2 separate regions of the Homo sapiens genome follow, and region 1 is linked to region 2. A link is a loop called in an ENCODE intact Hi-C map of the cell type or tissue named here. Cell type or tissue: endothelial cell of umbilical vein. All regions are shown on one strand. Links, peaks and the distances in the headings refer to the core of each region. The heading gives the core; the rest is flanking DNA. Region 1 holds the start of LOC124900719 (a long non-coding RNA gene). Region 2 overlaps SEPTIN11 (septin 11).

What was found. A loop is a pair of places that touch in the nucleus more often than their neighbours do. Peaks named below come from ENCODE experiments on the same cell type or tissue, not always from the same donor. Only the 100,000 strongest peaks of a DNase experiment are listed, where the experiment ranks them.
Region 1: a loop joins it to region 2, with 4 times the contacts of the local background. A loop is called at or near these places in 2 of 110 quality-filtered maps.

The regions. Positions count from the first base shown.
Region 1 is chr4:76,825,384-76,836,425 of GRCh38, forward strand. It overlaps LOC124900719 (a long non-coding RNA gene), which reads right to left and starts at 6,796. Exons shown (of 2, transcript XR_007058150.1): 1 at 6,728-6,796. In endothelial cell of umbilical vein, for the core only: no CTCF peak of the experiment used is centred there; DNase peaks (open chromatin) are centred at 5,698 and 6,968; H3K27ac peaks cover 1,335 bases.
Region 2 is chr4:77,002,000-77,013,041 of GRCh38, forward strand. It overlaps SEPTIN11 (septin 11), which reads left to right. Exons shown (of 10, transcript NM_018243.4): 3 at 3,602-3,797; 4 at 9,736-9,922. Among named protein-coding and RNA genes, the nearest start is that of SEPTIN11, 58 kb to the left of the region's middle. In endothelial cell of umbilical vein, for the core only: no CTCF peak of the experiment used is centred there; DNase peaks (open chromatin) are centred at 5,562, 6,082 and 9,042; H3K27ac peaks cover 6,343 bases.

The sequences.
Region 1 (11,042 bases), core at 936-8,935, 180 kb before region 2:
TTCCCAGTAGGGCTTCTTAGCTCTGCATATCTTTCAGCATCTTCTATTAGACAAAGACTGGTAGCCATGGTATCAACAACTTTATTTGTCTGTCTACTTAGAAAGTAAACTATGTAAACCTAATCATTGTAGCTCTGTTGGTTAAACAGTGATATGAATATGATATTATTCATAAAACTGAAAAAATGTTAATACATGAGTACAATTTTTTAGCTTTAATCTATACCTGATTTTCCCCTTGAAAAATAAATATAATTTGTTTCAGTGGTTAATTGTTATAAACAACCCTGTAACCATTTGTTTGTTCATTTATTCATTCAAAATATAGTGATTCAGCCTGGGAGCAATGGCTCACACCTATAATCCCAGCACTTTGGGAGGCCAAGGCAGGAGGATTGCTTGAGCCCAGGAGTTCAAGACCAGCCTGGGCAATATAGTGAGACCTCATATCTATAAAAAAATTTAAAAATTAGCCATGTGTGGTGGCACATGCCTATAGTCCCAGCTACTCAGGAGGCTGAGATGGGAGGATCACTTGAGCTCGACAGGCAGGGGTTGCAGTATGCTAGGATCACACCACTGCACTCCAGCCTGGGCGACATAGCAAGACCCTGTCTCAAAGAAAGCAAAGTAACAAAACCCCAAAAAGCAGTGATTTATTCTTCCATTCAACAAGACATTAGTATTTTCAAGTAAAACATTTTTAAAAAAAACACAAACACAGGCATGTTAAATGTTATCTAGCATCATGGGCAGAGTTCTACTTAACACTTGTTTAAAAAAGTTCTAGTTGTTAAGTAGAACCCTGCCCATCATGCTAGATAACCAGGGAATAAAAATGCAGAAACCTCAGCCCCTGGCAGTTCAGGAAATATACAGCTTTGCTGAGAACAGAAAAATAATATCCAGGGAAGGAACTACAGCTTATAATCAAGTCTGGACTGGGATTTTTCTTGTTAAAGGCTATTCAAACACTGGGCATATTATATATATATATATATACGTATATATATACGTATATATATATATGAAGACTCCATTAAAATAAATGAAGTAGCTGCCCATGAGGAGGAAAAAAGGAGAGCTGGTGGGTTGAACTTGAGGAACAGACCTCTTCAAACTCACCTCTAACGTGCTTATCTCACTTACTGAAAATTCTCAGCCATTTTAATGTTTCATCCCTCAAATGTCTCTGCTCCAGGAATCTTGCTTTCCCCTCTTCTGGCTGAAACATAAGCCGCTTAGGGCTAAGATCTTACTGCATAAAATTAGGTGTGCGCAGGAGAGGGCTGACTAAATAATTTCTAAAATGATCTGAAATTCACAAATAACTATCATTTATTTCAGCACAAACGATTATGCCAGATAGTTGGCACTCATTGTCTCACTTAATTCTTATAACAACTGTGAGAGATACACACTCTTATTATGTCCATTTTTCAGATCAAGAAACAAGACATGGAGAGTTCAATGTCAAGCCAAATTTCCAAAGAATTGGCAGAATCCAGGACTGTCAGAGTGTAAACCTGTGTTCTTAGCACCTATGTGTTTAGCTCATGTGCTATCCTCTCAAAACCTTCTTCCACCTATCTCTCTCTCACACAGCATTGTTAGCCCCTTTGTCACACTTACCCATTCTCCTTGTTCTATAACATTTATAGAAATGTCTTTCCAAAATATGAATTCCTTAGAAGAGGAACTATATTTTGACCGTCTTTATAACACTCTCTGCTTAGAACACAGGACCCGGCATACAGTAGGTGCTCATATGTTTAGGTAATTAACTATACCAGTCACCAAAAACTTATCATTTTAATTAAAAGTGTATAGGCAGGTTCAAGCGATTCTCCTGCCTCAGCCTCTCAAGTAGCTGGGATTACAGACACACACCGCCACACCTGGCTAATTTTTGTATTTTTAGTAGAGACGGGGTTTCACCATGTTAGCCAGGCTGGTCTCGAACTCCTGACCTCAAGTGATCCATCCACTTTGGCCTCCCAAAGTGCTCGGATTACAGTCATGAGCCACTGCACCCGGACTGTACTAGGTCTTTTAAAGGACACAAAGATAGTTAAGGCATAGTTCTGTTCCTCTGGAGCCTGAAGTTTAGGAGACAAGACTGACACATAAGCAAATTACTTGGCCACAAAGCTGACTGTGATAAGGGGTAATACCCCGGGGACATAAATGTAGCATTTCATTGAATTAGATCCCATCCACTGGAAGATACATAATTATTCTAAGCATTACTAAGAAATAAAAGTTGATGCTAATTAAACTATGCTCACTATTGATTAGAAGATGCATCTTTATTGCAGAGATGTTAAAATGTTTTAAAAAGATGCCTCTTGAATGAAGTACTACTAATACATGCTACAATATTGATAAATCTTGAAAACATTATGCTAAATGAAAGAAGCCAGACAAAAATGGTCACATATAGTCTGATTCTGTTTGTATGAAGTATCCCGAATAGGCAAATCTATAGAGACAGAAAGTAGATGAGTGGTTGTTAGGGCTAGGGAAGATGGAGGAACTAGTGGGTGACAGCTAAAGGGCACGAGATTTCTTTTTAGGGTGATGAAAATATTCTAGAATTGATTGTGGGAATTGTTGCACAACTCTGTGACTTCTACCATTACATTGTGCACATTAAATAGGTGAATTTTATAATATGTGAATAGTAGCTCAATACAGTAGTTCTCCCTTATCCATCCATGGTTTCACTTTCCAAGTTTTCAGTTACCCCATGGTCAACTGTGGTCTGAGTGAGCACAGCACAATAACATATTTTGAGAGAGAGACCACATTCACATAGTTTTTTTTTTTTTTTTTTTTTTTTTTAATTCCTTTTTTTTTTTTTATTATACTTTAAGTTTTAGGGTACATGTGCACATTGTGCAGGTTAGTTACATATGTATACATGTGCCATGCTGGTGCGCTGCACCCACTAACTCGTCATCTAGCATTAGGTATATCTCCCAATGCTACCCCTCCCCCCTCCCCCCACCCCACCACAGTCCCCAGAGTGTGATATTCCCCTTCCTGTGACCATGTGATCTCATTGTTCAATTCCCACCTATGAGTGAGAATATGCGGTGTTTGGTTTTTTGTTCTTGCGATAGTTTACTGAGAATGATGGTTTCCAATTTCATCCATGTCCCTACAAAGGACATGAACTCATCCTTTTTTATGGCTGCATAGTATTCCATGGTGTATATGTGCCACATTTTCTTAATCCAGTCTATCATTGTTGGACATTTGGGTTGGTTCCAAGTCTTTGCTATTGTGAATAATGCCGCAATAAACATACGTGTGCATGTGTCTTTATAGCAGCATGATTTATAGTCATTTGGGTATATACCCAGTAATGGGATGGCTGGGTCAAATGGTATTTCTAGTTCTAGATCCCTGAGGAATCGCCACAATGACTTCCACAATGGTTGAACTAGTTTACAGTCCCACCAACAGTGTAAAAGTGTTCCTATTTCTCCACATCCTCTCCAGCACCTGTTGTTTCCTGACTTTTTAATGATTGCCATTCTAACTGGTGTGAGATGGTATCTCATAGTGGTTTTGATTTGCATTTCTCTGATGGCCAGTGATGATGAGCATTTTTTCATGTATTTTTTGGCTGCATAAATGTCTTCTTTTGAGAAGTGTCTGTTCATGTCCTTCGCCCACTTTTTGATGGGGTTGTTTGTTTTTTTCTTGTAAATTTGTTTGAGTTCATTGTAGATTCTGGATATTAGCCCTTTGTCAGATGAGTAGGTTGCGAAAATTTTCTCCCATGTTGTAGGTTGCCTGTTCACTCTGATGGTAGTTTCTTTTGCTGTGCAGAAGCTCTTTAGTTTAATTAGATCCCATTTGTCAATTTTGGCTTTTGTTGCCATTGCTTTTGGTGTTTTGGTCATGAAGTCCTTGCCCACGCCTATGTCCTGAATGGTAATGCCTAGGTTTTCTTCTAGGGTTTTTATGGTTTTAGGTCTAACGTTTAAATCTTTAATCCATCTTGAATTGATTTTTGTATAAGGTGTAAGGAAGGGATCCAGTTTCAGCTTTCTACATATGGCTAGCCAGTTTTCCCAGCACCATTTATTAAATAGGGAATCCTTTCCCCATTGCTTGTTTTTCTCAGGTTTGTCAAAGATCAGATAGTTGTAGGTATGCGGCGTTATTTCTGAGGGCTCTGTTCTGTTCCATTGATGTATATCTCTGTTTTGGTACCAGTACCATGCTGTTTTGGTTACTGTAGCCTTGTAGTATAGTTTGAAGTCAGGTAGGGTGATGCCTCCAGCTTTGTTCTTTTGGCTTAGGACTGTCTTGGCAATGTGGGCTCTTTTTTGGTTCCATATGAACTTTAAAGTAGTGTTTTCCAATTCTGTGAAGAAAGTCATTGGTAGCTTGATGGGGATGGCATTGAATCTGTAAATTACCTTGGGCAGTATGGCCATTTTCACGATATTGATTCTTCCTACCCATGAGCATGGAATGTCAACTGTGGTCTGAGTGAGCACAGCACAATAACATATTTTGAGAGAGACCACATTCACATAGTTTTTTTTTTTTTTTTTTTTTTTTGAGACAGAGTCTCTCTCTGTTGCCCAGCCTGGAGTGCAGTGGCGCGATCTCAGCTCACTGCAACCTCTGCCTCCCGGGTTCGAGCGATTCTCCTGCCTCAGCCTCCTGAGTAGCTAGGACTACAGGTACATGCCACCATGCCTGGCTAATTTTTTGTATTTTTAGTAGAGATGAGGTTTCACCATGTTGGCCAGGATGGTCTCGATCTCTTGACCTCGTGATCTGCCCACCTCGGCCTCCCAAAGTGTTGGGATTACAGGCGTGAGCCACCGTGCCCAGCATTCACATAACTATTATTATAGTATATTGTTATAATTATTCTATTGTTATTAATCTCTTACTGTGCCTAGTTTATAAGTGAAACTTTATCATAGGTATGTACATAGGTATGCATAGGATAAAAACATAATGCATATGAGGTTTAGTGCCATCTGTGGTTTCAGGCATCCACTGGGGGTCTTGGAACACATCCCCTGCAGATAAAAGGGGACTACAGTATAGCTGTAATAAGAGAACTCTGCCACTTAGAGTCAAGAAAATATGAGAATACACCTTCTAGATAGCCATAAAAATAAATCAAAATAAAAAATATATAAGAATAGCGTAATGGGAGTGCGGGGGCTGGGAGAGAGACTAAGTCAGGTAGGTAGGGATCTAGAAAGCTTTTTGGAGTGGGCACAGACACACAATATGTGCCATACAGACATAGGAAAGTGGATAGGAAAAGGGGATCTGGCAGAGGTAGCAGCTTAAGCAAAGCCCGGAGGCAAGAGAGCTGGATGATGTCTAAGCAGAAGCTGAAGGAAAGGAGCTGTGGTGGAAGGGGAGGCTGGAGAGGCAGGCTCGCACACACCGAGGAGCGCACCCATGCCAGGCTACAGGCTGCAGCTTTTCAACAGGTCAAGAAAAGCCCTGACATTTCCCCAAGTGCCAGTCTTTAAAACTTTGGCAACTCCATATACAAAGGAAATGTATTATGAAGGCTTCTTCTAGTCACAGGGCACTGTTACTGACCCAGCAGGCAGTAAAATCCCCTTTGGAACTTGAAGCCAGATGACAAAAAGGTTAGAAAGGCAAAGGGCATTGTCACCGGAAGCACGGTGTTTAAACAGACGCTGGGAAAAACTAGGGTTTCTGACAGTGAGCCAAGAAATTCCAAAGGTCACGTCAGCAGAGCCAGGAAGTGGAAAGAAAGAAGTCATCGCCATGCTAGGAGCCACACAGGAGGAATCAGAGTCACACTTTCTACTCCAAAGGGATTGAAAACTGAGAGTAAAATGAAATGGGGATGGGGAAGGATGCAGAGTGAGGGAAGGAAAACAACTGCCACGCCAGCCTGAGGGAGGCCAGCCTCATTCCAGAAGGAGTTCTTGGGCTCAAAATGCTGTGGTTTGGGAGCTGAAGCCTGAATTTGCCTGCCCTGCACTAAGCAGCATGAGCCTGGTGCCAACGGGAACGGCAAGGTACATAGGAGGTAGGGACGGGGATTGGAAAGGCAGGCTCCCTGGACAACTCTCCTAAGTCCTTCAGGGAGGGAGTTGAGCCGGGGACCTTGGGCTCGCCTACTGGGCAGGGGACAAGGGCAGCCCCCTGGGTGCTCTTCTCCTGTTCTTAGGAAGAGGATTCCAGGCAGCTCTGCTAATTCATCCCAGCTCCAAAGCAGGCAGTGGATGTGTGGAGCAGTGGAAGGGCTGGAGACTGTATGGCAGCTGAGACCAACCCCTATAATCAATAGAAGAAAATGACCAGGCTCTCATCTGGGTCTCTGTTCTTTACTTATCTCTTCAGTTTCCAGTAGAGCTTTGGAAGTTTTAAGTGAGACGATCTCTCAACTTAAATGATATAAACATCGTAGTCCACTGTTATCCTTTCCAAAAATGCTGACACAGTTCCCAAGATGTACAGAGTACTGTGAACTGTGAAAGTTTGCTTCAGAGGACGTGTCCTTTCATGTAGAAGAATACTGTGCAGGCTACTCAATACAGAGCACAGTGGCAGGCCCCAAAATAAATAAAGAAATAAAGTGAGCTATTGGCGATGTGTGCTAAATTGAATTGACGTGTTTATTTGCCTGGAGTGTAAGCCCACCCACTCCCACAAAGGGCTGGAGGCCCCTGAATTGCAGTTTGTGCCTGTTAATACTCACAGCCTTTGGAGATTCAGTACTGAGGGACGTCATGCAGTCTGGCTTTTTCCAAACAAAACCTGAAACCTTCTCCTCTGGGTCTACCCATAAAGAGCAGTTACAGGAAGAACTGCTTGGCCAGTCCTGTGGATCTGATAAGACTCTTGTTTTCTTCCTTAGGGTTGAAGGAGGCCTGTACCCTGCCTCTTCCTGGATCCACGCTCAGCTCTCCTTTTCTCAGCCCAAAGGCTGTGGCACCTGGGCACTGGGTCCAGTAGGGCAGGATGGGGCAGAGGAGACTTAGTCTGGAAGGGCTATGGGCTTTTTTTAAAGTAGTGTGACTGAAAGTGGGCATTTCCTGTCAAAATGGAACGTAGAGCTGAATGTGGGCTTGGGGAATGCCTGGGAATTCATTTGGGCTCAGCCCTAGAAGAAAAGCATAAGGACTTCCTTGCTCAGAGTTGCTGATTCTGTAAGGTCTGGGATCAGTGCAGGAAACTGCATATTGAAAAGCATCCTGGATCACACTTCTGATTAAGAATGTTGAAACAGGGCCAGGTGTAGTAGCTGACGCCTATAATCCCAGCACTTTAGGGGGCCGAGGTAGACGGATCACTTGAGGTCAGGAGTTCGAGACCAGCCTGGCCAACATGGTGAAACTCCATCTCTACAAAAATACAAAAAAATTAGCTGGGTATAGTTGCATGTGCCTGTAGTCCCAGCTACTTGGGAGGCTGAGGCACGAGAATCTCTTCAACCCAGGAGGCAGAGGTTGCAGTGAACCGAGATCATGCCACTGCACTGCAGCCTAGGTGATAGAGTGAAACTCTGTCTCAAAAACAAAAACAAAAACAAAAAACAAACAAACAAAAAGAAGTGTTGAAACAGAAGCTGTGTATGAGACACCATCACAGCTCCTAAAACTCACCTACCTTTATTGTCTGCAGAAGGCCCTCCTCCTGAGTAAGCTGCCTAAATCTACCACTACCTGCTATTCAACCTTAATCACATCACTTTTATGGCACCCTCCAGACACAGTCTGAAGCAATTCCAGAAGACATCAAAAGACTTGCCCACTATCCTCTTTCCAATTGCAGTGGGTTTGCTCATGCAGTTCCCTCCCCTTGTAATGTCAACTTCTCTGTCTGTACCTATCAAAACCCTACCTGTCCTTTAAGCCTCAAGTGCCACCTCTTCTATGAAGTCTTCCTTTACCTTTTTAAACAACAGGTTCCTCTTTCCTCTGAACTTAGGTAAGTCCCATTTTCCCCCTATACTGTTTGTGATACTTACTTTGTTTTGTTCATTTATTGTGGTCATTTGTGCACATATTTATTCTCACTGCTAGACTGAGTTCCTGGATGGTACAGGCCATAACTTACATCATCCATACTACCTGGTTTTGACATACATGGCACAACAGAAATGTACTCTCCCTGCCCCAATATCCCTACTCAGAACTTGGAGATAAGAAAAATAAGGTTGCCTCCCAAGGAGATTTCTACTGGTTTTGCCTACCTGGATTCTGCCCACCTTCTTCTGGTAATAGCACCATTATTTTACATTAACTCTCAATCCATGTATAAAACCAGATATCAGACCTGGCCATGTAACCAAGATCTAGACAATCCATGTATTTCAACTCCCTGGACTCCATTCTTAGTTTAGGGATGGGCACATAACCCAAGCCAGGCCAATGAGATTTAGCGTTAGAAGTTTTTATTGAAATATCAAGAAAAAGAGACTTTCAACTGGTCTTGAAACTGGGAGGATGTGTGCCTGGAACTGTAGGGCAGGAGCCACCTACTTGTCAGGAGCGAACTTGAAAATGAAGCCAATGTGGAATAGAATAGATTGAAAGGATTAGGTCAATGGCATTGTCTGAACCCTGAGATCCAGCTGTGACAGAAACTTTACATATTCTGAGTTGGGTTTTCTGTTTCTTGTGGTTAAAAGAACACTGTCATCGAACACTAATAACCCCCTCCCCAAAATTTTAACCCCCTCCCCAAATTTTAATTTTAACCCCAAAATTTTAATCAGTATAATCTACACACTCAAAGGGAACGTGATAAACCATCTTCCTATCAATGCATAACAGAAGAATTTGACTCTACTCCAAACTTCTATAAAGGAAAAGCGGATATTTCTAGAGTGTTAGGACTAGAATATCATAGTAATTTAATAAATAGAAGTGTAATGAATTATATAGTGGCCTGAATAATGGTCTTTTGTGTGAACAGCCTCCTGCAGCATGAAACTCAAAGTCAGAAACTGGCAATGACCATTTAAGCTCAGATAAGGAGAGAAAGTGTCCTCGCTTATAGACTCAAATACCTCTGGCAGGTCTATGTCTGTTACAGATCAGCCAATCACAGCTTTTTCTTATTCATATTTCAGTGTTCAACAAGCAGCTTTAAGACGATAACTTCCCCTTAAATTGGTGTCCAGGGAGAAAATATGCTTATCCCATCAATATCAAAGCTGCACAAAAGTTTGAGTTATCATTATAAACAAACACTTGACTTTCTGGATTCATACCGCGAGGCTCCATGAGCTCGGCTAATTTGAGCTTTTCCCTTGTGGTGTGAGGACAAAATCAGATGTCTGGCCCAGGAAACTGATGGTCAGATCCTAGATGATATTGAGTTCATGCTGTGAGTCCTCTGCACACACAGGTAATAGTGTCTATAATTTATTTTAAAGTATTTTAGCATTTGCAATGTGATATTACCTGTGTGTTTCTTAAGTTAAGCAAAAACCCTAGAACTAATCAAGAATGTCCAATGAAAGGGTAAGCAGCTTGTGTTATATCAGAAAGTGTCCTCCTCTGGAGCTGGTCTTTGAATTATCGTACCTCAACAGCAGTTTCAAATAAATATACTCAATATCAGAGATGGGGTTTTATTGGCAAACTAGTTGTGTTTTAATGAGCACCACTGATATCAGAAATGGGCTTCCACTGGTGAAATTAACAGTATTCAAGGTACATAGAGTGGCTAGAAAAATACCATAAAAGTACTCCTTGTCCTTACATAAATAGGGTATAAAAATCCAGTGAGGCCTGAGCCTGAATCTTTAGCTTGCTCACTAATTAGTTCCATGACAAGCCATTGGTTTATGAGGGTTTCTGATTGTCTGATGCCAACTTGACATTGAAGATGAAGGGCCTACACAGAAGGGACCTTAGCAAATATTGGTAAATAAATTTGATTGTTGGTACATAAATGAATAAATAATTTGAATGAAATTGAAAATTTGTAGAGGGATCATCATAGTGTTACTGAAGATCTTGCTGTCCACTTCCTTCAAAATTTTTCCTTACTGATCTATTTCCCATCACTATGAACCAGTTAGTATTACTCTTTGGGTTAGGCCAAATTAAATTTCCTAAGATATAAATTCTTCAAAGGCAGAAAATACATTTTTAAAAATTTTAATTTAATTAATTTATTTATTTTTAGAGAGAGGATCTCCCTCTGTTGCTTAGGTTGGAGTGCAGTGGTGCGATTATAGTTCACTGCAGCCTCAAACTCTCAAACTCCTGGGGTCAACAGTCCTCCTGTCTTGGCCTCCCAAAGTTTTGGGATTACAGGCATGAGCCACCACATCTGGCCCCATACTTCTTTTTTTTAATTTTAATTTTTTTTTTCTTTTGAGACAGAGTCTTGCTCTGTTGCCTGGGCTAGAGTACAGTGCAATCTTGGCTCACTGCAACCTCCACCTCCCGAGTTCAAGTGATTCTCCTGCCTCAGCCTTCCAAGTAGCTGGGATTACAGTTGCACACCACTACACCTGGCTAATTTTTGAATTTTTAGTAGAGACGGGGTTTCACCATGTTGTTCAGGCTGGTCTTGAACTCCTGGCCTCAGGTGATCCACCCTCTTTGGCCTCCCAACTTGCTAGGATTGCAGGCATAAGCCTAGGATTTCAGGCCCAGCCTGGCCCCATATTTCTATATACTATAAAAAAACTACCAATGCACCAAACAGGATGTGTTTCATGAGCGTGGACTGATGATTAGATGAGCCTAATAATGATGATAATAATAGCTAGCCATGTTAGGCATCTGCTGAATGTCATGCACCACCCAGATGCTTTGCAAATAGCTTGGTCATTGAATCTACACAACAACCCATTATTATTATTTTCAAGTAATTACAAGCAATTACATTACTTACCCAATGTCACATGGCTCATAAATTCCAGGGCAGGGATTTGAACTCAGCTCCGTGTAACCCCAAGCCCAGGCTCTGGCCAATGTGGTTGTGGAATCTCTGATTACAGAATGTTCACCAGAACAGCAGGTCCAGATTCTAAAATTAATCGTTATGCT
Region 2 (11,042 bases), core at 1,917-9,916:
AAACTTCCCTAGTTCTTCTAGAGTTCCTTTTATTCCAAAAGCTGTCATTTCCTGCTGAACTGCTTTTGGTGAATCACACTGCTGCTGGAGTTGCCGTGTCTAATTACAGCTCTTAAAAGCACAGACCATAGAAATGGAAAGCAAAGCACACCAAAGTTTAGAGGAACAGTGGTTTTTTTCAACCCATTGATTAACCCTGTGCTGTAAGTAGGGCCTGGTATGCTAATTGTTTGTAATTTCCACCTTAATGTAAATGATAATTAAAATTACCATGCCTTTAAAAAGTATGGTGTTCCTGATTCACATGGGTGCTTAAGCAATTTTCAACCTAGTAAAATAAGATGATAATTTCAGTCTTGTCCAGGTAACCTGGAATGCTTGCCATGTAATTGAAGTCTTTATTGCTATTCTTAGGGAAGAAGATGAAAGTTAAGTAGGTCACTTTCTACTGACAGAGCCTTTCCCATGAAGGAGAAACTTTTATAGGGCAGATCTGCTTCTGTGCCTTTTGTGTTCTAAAAATAGGTAAATCCTGAAAAGAAGTTGGCTCTGCTTGAGAATGTTACACTTGTAGCATGTACTTAAAATGACTCAAGTACCTTCGGTATTGACTAGCAGTGAGAACTCTGTTTTATTTCTGTATCCACTACACAGTAACTTTGTTTTGCTCAAAGTTAATTTGTTAAGCCATGAATGGTGAGTGTGAACTTGTTAAACTCTTTCAGGTTAGGGAGCAGAGACTGGTTTTATATTGCTTTTATGGAGGGTTTTTTTTTTTGTAAGACTATTCAGGAAAGTAAGGAAGACAGGAAACCGTCTCAACTGCTGCACAGCCAGACCCCATAGAGATCTGGAATGACATTCAGGATGTTACAAACGTGCAAACAGTGTCAGTGTCTGTTTTTATTCATTACTTCATCCCTGCACCTATGCTTGTCACACAGTGAGCGCCCAAGCATTAATTTCATGATGGATTTCCGATGCTCTACCCCATCTATCTGCTCTTTCCTGTATTCCCAGCCTACATTCTGTCTGCAGCATGGCTTCTGTTTACTTACACAGCCTTTGCTGCCTCATGGTTTCTGCTTACTTACCTCTCTTTGTATATTGTTTCTTTTTCATGCCATCACGCTGTGTGGGGATTGCATGTATCTCATTCAAATACCCAAAGAGAAAAACTGTGATTAGATAGACCACTCTCCAATGTGGAGCCCCAGCTCATAGTGAAATGATTGGGCTTCTGTTGTTGCCTTGAGGTCAGGGACCTAGCCATGGTCTGGTTGTCTGTGGCCAACTAGCAGGGCCATGGATGTAAAGGATGGTCTTGCTTATAAGAGGAAAGCGGTTATGACAAACACTTAGAATGGTGTTCCCATAATTATAAATTAGAGTCTGACTGGTATTATTCAGTCATGTTCTAGACCAGATTCTAAGATGTGGGAGAACACCCTATCAGGCTAGTTTCTTGAATTCTCAGAACTTGGCACAGAACTTGTATATAGTAGGCACTGGAAAAATACTGGCTGAATGATGGTTGACTAAAGAGGAAATTCTGTGATCTTAGATGTTCAGGGACACACAGGAAAGGTTAAAGAGTAAGATGAATATACTTGACCAACTTTTATCCTATAAGTGAATCATCATAGTTACAGGCAAGCCATATAAGGCTTTTCTAATCAGAGAAAGCTCAAATCCAGAAAGACTTCATCCTCCTTCACTTTTGTATTATGTTAGAAAGCAATGAGTATACAATACAGAATTTATAACTAGTAAGTAGATTTTGTCATTATAGTGGGAGGGTTGCCCAGAGCTTTTCTTTTTTCCATAGAACACTACCATCCTTAAAGTCATTATAGCAGTCCTTAGAAGAGGGGATGCTCCTAGGAACATATTGGGATTAGAAGTAGTTGAAAGGGCTGTTCTATATTGGCAAGTTTAAATTGAGCTGGAAATCTAATTGAAAAATTTTCCAGATTAAGAAAGAAAAAAGGTATCCCTAGGGCTAATGTTTCTAGATTTCTACCTGCTTCTCTCCATCATCATATGCTCAGCCACCACCACCACGAACATAAGGCTGTTTTTTTCTCATTGCCAACTGTCTTTGACTCAACAATAAGAATTAGAATTAAGAGAGAATTTGCTTGGTGTTATTTTGAGGGTTGGGCTGCAGTTCTTCATAGCCCCACATTTGGGTGTCATCATGTGATTGGTACAGTGGTTACAGATACCTGCTACTCTGCTTTGCACATGGGAGATCTCAGTAAACACTTACTGAGTTGAATTATCAGTGTAAATAAGGTCATTTGACATCATTTACTTTCATTGTCACAAACTTCACACTGAAGCTGGGAAAACTATCTAAGAAGCCACAAATGTTTGGCTTCTTGACTCCAGCTGGATAAAGAAAAATAAAAACAATATGGAGAGATTAATATAACCATAACTGGAAAATGTTAGGCAGTCAGTTTTCTGTGTAATAGTAAAATCAGGCTGCTGTCTTGGTTGAGTGCAGGTGTTGGAACCATACAGACTTGAGTTAGAACCCTGGTTCCACCACTTAGCAATGACTTCAGGCAAGTTACTCATAAATCTTATCTAAGCCTAGTGTTCCATCTTGAACATGGAGGAAACAGTAGTACCTATTTCATGGGAGTAGTACTAGGGTTTAAATGAGATAATGTAGCCGGGCGTGGTGGCTCATGCCTGTAATCCCAGCACTTTAGGAGGCTGAGGCAGGTGGACTATTTGAGGTCAGGAGTTCAAGACCAGCTCAGCCAACATGGTGAAACCCCGTCTCTACTAAAAATACAAAAATTAGCCAGGTGTGGTGACATGTGCCTGTAATCCTAGCTTCTCAGGAGGCTGATCTGGGAGGATCACTTGAATCCAGGAGATGAAGGTTGCAGTGAGCCGAGATCGCGCCACTGTACTCCAGCCTGGGGGACAGAGCGAGACTCTGTCTCAAAATTGAATAAATAAATACATATATACATACATACATAAAAGAGATAATGCACTAGAAGCTCTTGCCACCGGGGTTGGCACAAAGTGAGCACTCAGTGATGTTAGTGATTATTGTCATCAAGAGTGTTATTTTGAATAATGTAATTCTTTTCTACGACATGGTATCATATTGATGTTGAATTAACTGATCTTTTAGGTAATTCAGTGTAAATGGAATCACTTGTTTCAAGTAACAGAAATTCAACAGTATAGTCTTTTATCCCTTAAGTAATATAGATTTATACTCTAACATTTAGGAGAGAAAGAGACAAAGTTCATGTTCTTGTTCTTGTAATATACAAACTGAGCACAGGCAATCTTACAAGTACAATTTTTCTATTCAGAGGTAAAGAAGAATCTCTTGATCTGTAAATTTGAAATCTCTCTGCTAAATAGTTTCTGAAATTCATTGAGGCATTTTTAGGAAGGTATTCCATAGATTACACATAGAAAGAATTATCTCTTCACAGTGACATTTCTGGTGACAGTTTTTCTTTTTTAAACTTTATAATCATGACTAATAAAAAATACTGATGAATTGAACTGATGTCTGAGAGACATTGACACATTCTCTGATTTTTCTTTTGTGGTTATGTAGGTGAGACAGGCATTGGCAAATCCACGTTAATGGACACTTTGTTCAACACCAAATTTGAAAGTGACCCAGCTACTCACAATGAACCAGGTGTTCGGTTAAAAGCCAGAAGTTATGAGCTTCAGGAAAGCAATGTACGGCTGAAGTTAACCATTGTTGACACCGTGGGATTTGGAGACCAGATAAATAAAGATGACAGGTACATCTTGGGATTTTGGGGGGACATGAATGGATGAGGAGATAGCAGGATCCATCCCAGGTAAATTTAAAGGCCAAATGTTTTGGGGATTTTTTAGTTGTGGGGCTTGGTCCTCTATTGCCTAAAAGGTGTGATATTCTTGTCCTCTGAGAATTTTTCTGAGAATATTCTTCCTTGAGGTCAGAATCAGACATCAAAATTGATCCCAGCTAGTAGGATCAGAAAGGGGCTTTATTAGAGGGACTAAATTAGCTTACAACATCTTTCCACAAAGGCCATGAAACCAGGTTTGGGGCTTTCCTACCAGGAAAAGCAATCTAGAGAAACACCCAGCCACCCTACAGAACAGTTTTAGCAGAAACCCCAGCCATCAATCACTTCATACTGCTTGGGAAGCCAGGACACTAGAGGGGAGGTCTCTAGAAGCTCCACCAAATCTGCCCCAGGTAATCAAATGCCTTCACCATGGCTTGCTATATAATGATAAAATAGTACACTGAGTTTTTATAATGTACCCCATTTATAAACCATGTAAGTTTGGGTCTTTACCATGAGTTATCTTTTGCCCTTATTTGAGGGAAGTTTTCAATTCTTAAAATTTCGTGGCATACAACCCATGTTAGTCTTAGTCTCAGGATTTTGTTCACATTCCTTCTCAAGAGCACCAATTCTGTTCATCAGTCTCAACCTCAGATGTCTTATGACTATTTTACATAGTACATTCATTCTCAAAAGAAGTTTGAGAAAGTTAAAATAAAACTGCCCCAGGTCCAAAGGTGATTGTAGAATGGGGCTTCCAGAAACATCTTTGAGCAGTTACAACATTATGGGCATAAGTGTCTACCTGCTTAGTGTGACCAACATGTAGACATGAACAACAAATCAGTAAGTTAGGGTGTGTTTGCTTACAGCTCAGACACTTTGCTTGTATCAGGATTTTTTCCCCATATTCCTCAAAACTGTATATTATACACATGTGTTTTGTAAAGAGGAACTCGACTATTTTTATCTAGAAATGCCTAGATATATTTTATCTATGCCTGATATAAGTATGAGCACCACAGTAATGACAGATAAATGTTTAATTCATTCTTTAGCTGAGCACCAAGCTCTTTATTTTATCTACAAAGCACTTTAAATGCTCTTCAGTAGACATTGTCCCGTGATAACAGGAACAATTGGTAGATAGAGTGAGAAAGATTTTATTTTGCATACCAAAATGGACTATCTGTACATTGTGCTGGGGCAGGGAACAAGTTCAGCTCTGACACTGCAGCTGAGCAGTTGCTCTTAATATATGACCTCAATGACAGGGAATGATGGAGAGGCCCCTGCCTGAAGGCTGTTTGTAATGCCAAGAGCAGTAAATGAAGAGAAAGGCCTGGTCATAAGGAAAGGGGCACAAGTGCATTGTGGGAGCTGGGAAGAGAGCCGGGGGTTTCAATCATTGCATACTCACAGAATATACCCAGAGCAAGGCCTGTTCTCCATCTCTCAGACTGGTATAGATTTTCTCACTGGCGTTAGGAAAAATCTTGCTTGTCCATTCCTTGATTGGAAGACAGCAACTGTACTTTTTCAGGATCCCTCCCCCAAGGAATGAGAACCATCCTCCACATAGCCTCTTGCTGAGATTCCCTGTGCTCTTCCAGCTCACTGGGGTTGCCACAGTGCTGCCACTCAATTTTTGCCTCTCCCCTAAACTGGGACTTTCCCTCGGGCTGCTGGTGGCTTTTCACTCCCCAATCAGCACTCAGCAGCAAACAGTTAGCACAATGCATATCCTCATATTTGCAGCTGGAGCCCTCCTTAAGAAATTATCTGACTCATTTGGGTCAAATAATAGTTTCCAAGGAGATTTAGAAGAGAGGAAGTGTGATATTAACTTAACCTAGATACCAAATATTTTTTTTCCTCTGAAATTTCTTGACAGCTATTGCATAACCTCTTTAAATGGCACTTAAAACTCTCTGTTACCCTGTGCCTCAGAAGGTATTGTTGACACTGTTGACTGTAAAGCCAAATTACTTGTTCACAAATTGTTATCTGGACAGGCTCTGCCTCCCTCAAGAAACTGGAAGTGGGATATTCATTTCTGCATCAATATATAACCATATGGAAAGGGATGTGGTATTTCTCTATGCCCATGTTGATTTTTACCTACTTTGGGGATTAGGCAAGCTTTTCTGCCATAGATGCAAGACTTCAAGAATGTCCCAGTTTGTTTATGTAGGCTTTGGACATGTCAACATTCCTGTATTATTATCTGCCTCAGACCAGGCTAGCTAGAAGGAGGCAGGAAGAGAGATCTGGTAAGGTTTCCTGTTATGTTTAAAAGCACATTTCACTCTTTGTTATTTAAGGGCTTCCTTGTTTTGGCTGTTTGTACTCTTCAGTGGAGAAAGAAAGGGGCCTGGGGAAGAAGGGAAAGCAAGTTTTGTTGTTCAATTGGAAATAGAATAATTAGTTTGCCCCACACTGGGGAGATGGGAGGTGAGCTGTCCATGGCGTATCACTAGCTGTAATGATAGTTAGCCCTCAAAGGCAGAGATAATTGAAATCCCCTGAGACGGAATTTCAACCTCACCAAATCTTTATCAGAGTTATAAAACAGTAGTGAGATGGACTGTTTGGCCTTTAAATTTTAAGTTTTTAATCACACTTTCTGGTGGAGGTAGTCAAGGGATAAGGAAAATTGGCTAACAGACAGCAAGATAAGGGAAAAACATGGTAAGTATTTGGTCGTATATGAAGTGGAAAGTCAGTCCCTGAATGATGGCATTGGCCATTTTGCAAGAATGATCAGTGGGTAGGTTGGATGGATGGATCACATTGTCTAAGTATCTTTTTCCATCGGTTTTAGGGTTAGCCTCTGTCATTTTTGTGTGTGTGTATGTTTTATGGCTGGAGGTATATGGAAAAAAAAATGAGTGCTGTGTAACAAGGAATATCTCCATGCCTTAAAAGAAAATGATGTGAAAACGTAAGGGCTAGATTGGATTTGTCCTCCTGTCTTTCCTCTGATTGATATGGCCACAATTCAGGGAAGTTTTAATTGGCAAAAAAAATATAAATAAGTGTTAGTAGGAATGGGGCTAGCAAAAGGCTAAGTTGGGATTAAGCTTCCTATCTTTCTCACTTTAGATGGAGAAGTGGAAAGGATTTGGAGGAAGAGGCAGATAATTCATCTCATCTACAGGATGATGATGAGGAGTACAAAACCACTTGGCTGGCTTGAGTCTCATCAAGAAGAAATTATTTCATCAGCATAATTAAATCTTTGACATAGGGAATAGTGGTTTTGGTAAATTGTTGTCCAGGAATACATTTCTTTTTATTGGTTAATAATGGTATGGAAGGTAAAGTAGATGGGATTTCATATTTATTATGTGTATGACATAAGAGAAGGAGGCTCCAGGTTGAATCCCAGGTTTCTGACTTGGCCAGTGGTGTGGGTGGTGGCCCACCATGCTAAGGAATACAGGGAAAGTGAGGGTTTGAAGGCAGGATGAATAGTTCAGTTTTGGACATATTTAGTTGGAGAAGCAGTTGAAAATATAGGATAACCAATTGTGGATGGGTCTGAAGCTCAGAGGAAAGATCTGGGTTGGAGGTAGAGATTTATGACTTGTCATCAGATAGATGGTGAGTGGAACACAGGAATGAGTATGATTTTCTAGAGGGAATACATAGAGTGAAAAGAAGGGAGACTGAATGATTGGCCAGGACTCTCTAATAAGAACAGGTAGAAGGAAGCCTGAGATATTAGAGAACAAAAGATATCTTGAATCCAGTGGGGAAAGCATTCCTCACTGCAAAATGAGTGTTGTTATGCTTCTCATTATCTTTGGAGGATCAGAATCAAAACCAGAGGCAAGAAGGGAAACTAATAGAAAACAGAACCATATTTGGACTACTATTGAGAGGAGGAGGTGCTAAAAGCTAAAAATCAGACACAGGGGAGGCAGGGGAGCAATTGCTGTGAGCTGCTTCTCTTACCCTTTGGGATAAGAGGCTGCTGGGGAAGAGCCCTAATCCCCAAATCTGCCTCAGTGTCAGGAGACAGAAGGATCAGCCCCAGACTCAAAGGGCAAAGGGCATGGGTGGACCTCACTGGAGTGGCTTGCTCTACTTCCCTACTGGACATGAGCTCCATAGCAGAACAGATAACCAGCAGAGAACTGGGTGAATGTAAAGTTCCTTTTTTTTTCCTTAGGTTTTTCTAAAAAGTCAGGCTTGATTCTATAGTGGTGGTTGTTTATTATATAATTATGAAATAGTTATATCTGACTTTTATGTGCCAGCCCTTTACATGTATTGCATGTATTGGCTCATTTATTTGTCACAATAGCTCTCTGATAGAACTACTATTTTTGTCTCTGATTTACCTGTGAGGAAATTGAGACACAGAGAGGTTTAGTGACTTGCTTAAGGCTGTGCAGCTAGTAAGTTGTGCGGCTGTATTATGGTTTTAGGCTTGAATCCATGTTTCTAACCACCATCCTCTATAACTATCTCATTAAATATTATTATTATTATGCAATATATGTCTATATTTCAAGATTAGAAAATATAGAAGAATCTTATTGCTCATTCATTCTTCTTATTGGAATTTTGCCTGTCATGATTTGGAACTTTATTATTGCTGAGGTACATCCTACCTTTTTTTTTTTTTTAAAGCCTCTAGAGATTTTGTCTACTCTAATTGAACCAATATATTGTGATAAAATCACCAAAGAAAAATATCAAAAAGCTTTTTATGACTGCTTTCAGTTTTGCTCATAAGTTTGTTTGTTGTTATTGTTTATTTTGGGGATGTTTGTTTTTCTTAGGATGTCTGCGTCATTTTTATTATAAAAGATTTGTGGTTCCCTTTCAAGGGTTTCAGTTTAACTTATGGGTATGGGATTTGGGTGTTGAAAGGTTTTTATTTTTCTTAAAACTTGTATCTTCGGAAAGGCAATAAAGTTTGGGGAGAATTAACTCTTCGTATTCCTAATAGAACAGTCTCTTTGTTGCTAAAACGAACTTCTTCTGAGTAGTCCCTTTGGAGACCAGAAAGAATTAGTGGGTTTCCCACAATGACCTAATATACTACTTACTTCCTGGACATGTGGTTTATGGAATGTGTATCCCCAATATGCTATTAGTCATTGTGTTTATGGTCAGTTAATAGGATTACACATAATTATCCAAAACAGATTTGAATGATTTGGTGAGAAGAGAGGGTTACGACATTTACCTTTAAATCATGAAGATTTTGAGTTGAAAGGAATCTTGAAGATCATAATAGTCTAGGCGCCTCAGTTCCTAGATGAGTTATGGATTATGCACAGGGCTATGGGAGCACAGACAGCCCCCATCTCTGGAGGAATAGGGCAGATGACCAGGGAATAGCTCGCAGTAGGTGGTGGTGTCATATCCTGAAACCACACACCAGTTTCATTTTGTGCACCAGTGGCAATCAGTAGGGAGAGGCTATCACAGTCACTTTTCTGAGATGGATTTTTGAGGCCCAGTTTTGGCCCAGCAGGAAAGAATGCCACAGTCTCTTAGCAATATCTTCCACGGATACCCCTTGGGGGAGTGGCAGTCAGCTCCACGTATGTACAGTCTCTGTTTTAGAGGATGAATGTTAGCCAGGAGAAGAGTAGGAAAAAGACAGGTTTCTCGCAGAGGGGCCAGCGTGAGCAAAGACACAGAGGAAATAAGGGCTTGACATGGGTGGGGGGCGGGCTGCTACAAATGATTGGGCGTGGCTGGGACAGGAGAGGTGAGCCTGGAGCGCTGTTCAGGGATCAGGTGATGGAAGGCCTGGATACCTAGGTAAGGACTTGGGCTTTAGCCCTTAGGAGAGAAGAAGCCATTGTGATGTTGAATGGAGGATTGTCCTGTGAAAGAGGTTTGAGACTAGAAACATGCTGTTTCTGCATTCTAGCTATAAGCCGATAGTAGAATATATTGATGCCCAGTTCGAGGCCTACCTGCAAGAGGAATTGAAGATTAAACGTTCTCTCTTCAACTACCATGACACGAGGATCCATGCCTGCCTCTACTTTATTGCCCCTACTGGACATTCACTAAAGTCCCTGGATCTGGTCACCATGAAAAAGCTGGACAGTAAGGTACTTGCTGCCATTCTGATTATCATCCACTCTCCTTTTAGATCTTCTTTATCCTAATGCCCTAATTTGTTCTCTGCTTTCAGTGTGATTTTTTTTTTCCTGGATTACAGGAACAGTGTTTGACAGCATGAGAAAAACGCTTCAAAACCTCTTGCCTGTTAGACAAAAATAAAATAAAACAAAACAAAACTAGCAAAAAAAAAAAAAAAAGTCAAGTTGCTTTCCAGGAAGTATTTTTAATTCTTAAATGGGAGGTTGAAATATAACTTCCAGGTTTGTTTACTTTCTTAAAAAAAAAAACTTTCTCTAAAAGGTGTTTAGAGGTTTGGTTTTAATTCAAAGTTTACAATGGAATAAAAGGTTAAATTTTTGTCTCTGTGATGATAATGGTCCAGCTTCTTCAATTTTAAAACTGAACTGCACATGTGTGTTCAAGTAAAGCAAAGTCTTAATTTCAGTGTGATCCCTGAGCTTGCCACATTTATACCTTCTCTTTTTCACAACACATGAAGGAAGAGACTGGTAAGTTTGATAAAATTTTGCACCTTACTATATATTAATTAGACTTTCCATTTTGAAATAAATAGAAGACAATACATTCTGAAATAAGGATGAAACAAATGGCAACAAGAACAACCACAAAACTAAGCTGTGGATGGTATTTACCGTTAGATTCAAAACCCCTTTTGCATTCACAGAAAAGTCTTATCAGATGATAAAGCTCTTTAGAGGACTCTGCTGGGTGTTGTTACTATGATTTTATCTAAACAACACTGATAAAGATGCTGTCTCTCCAGAGGGACAAAACAGTGAGAGAATGCTCAGAAGATCAGCCTGTCCCCAAGGCCTCTGTCTCAACTGTCCTTTAAAGGGCTGGAGAGGCTGAAGCCAAGCCAGGCTCCTTTGGCTTCCAGCAGGCACAGACACAGTAGTTTACAGAAAAATCTTCTAATGGCCTGGAAGGATCACTGCAGCTAGAGTACTCTTCGCAGAATAAATAGAAACCCTCCTTCATCCCATCTGATTCCTCAGCTCCCTGGGAGCTGTGCCATTAGCCATGATAGTGGAGAGATCACGGGCAGTGAGGGCCGCTTCCGGGTCTGTTGTGTCCTTGGAAGCA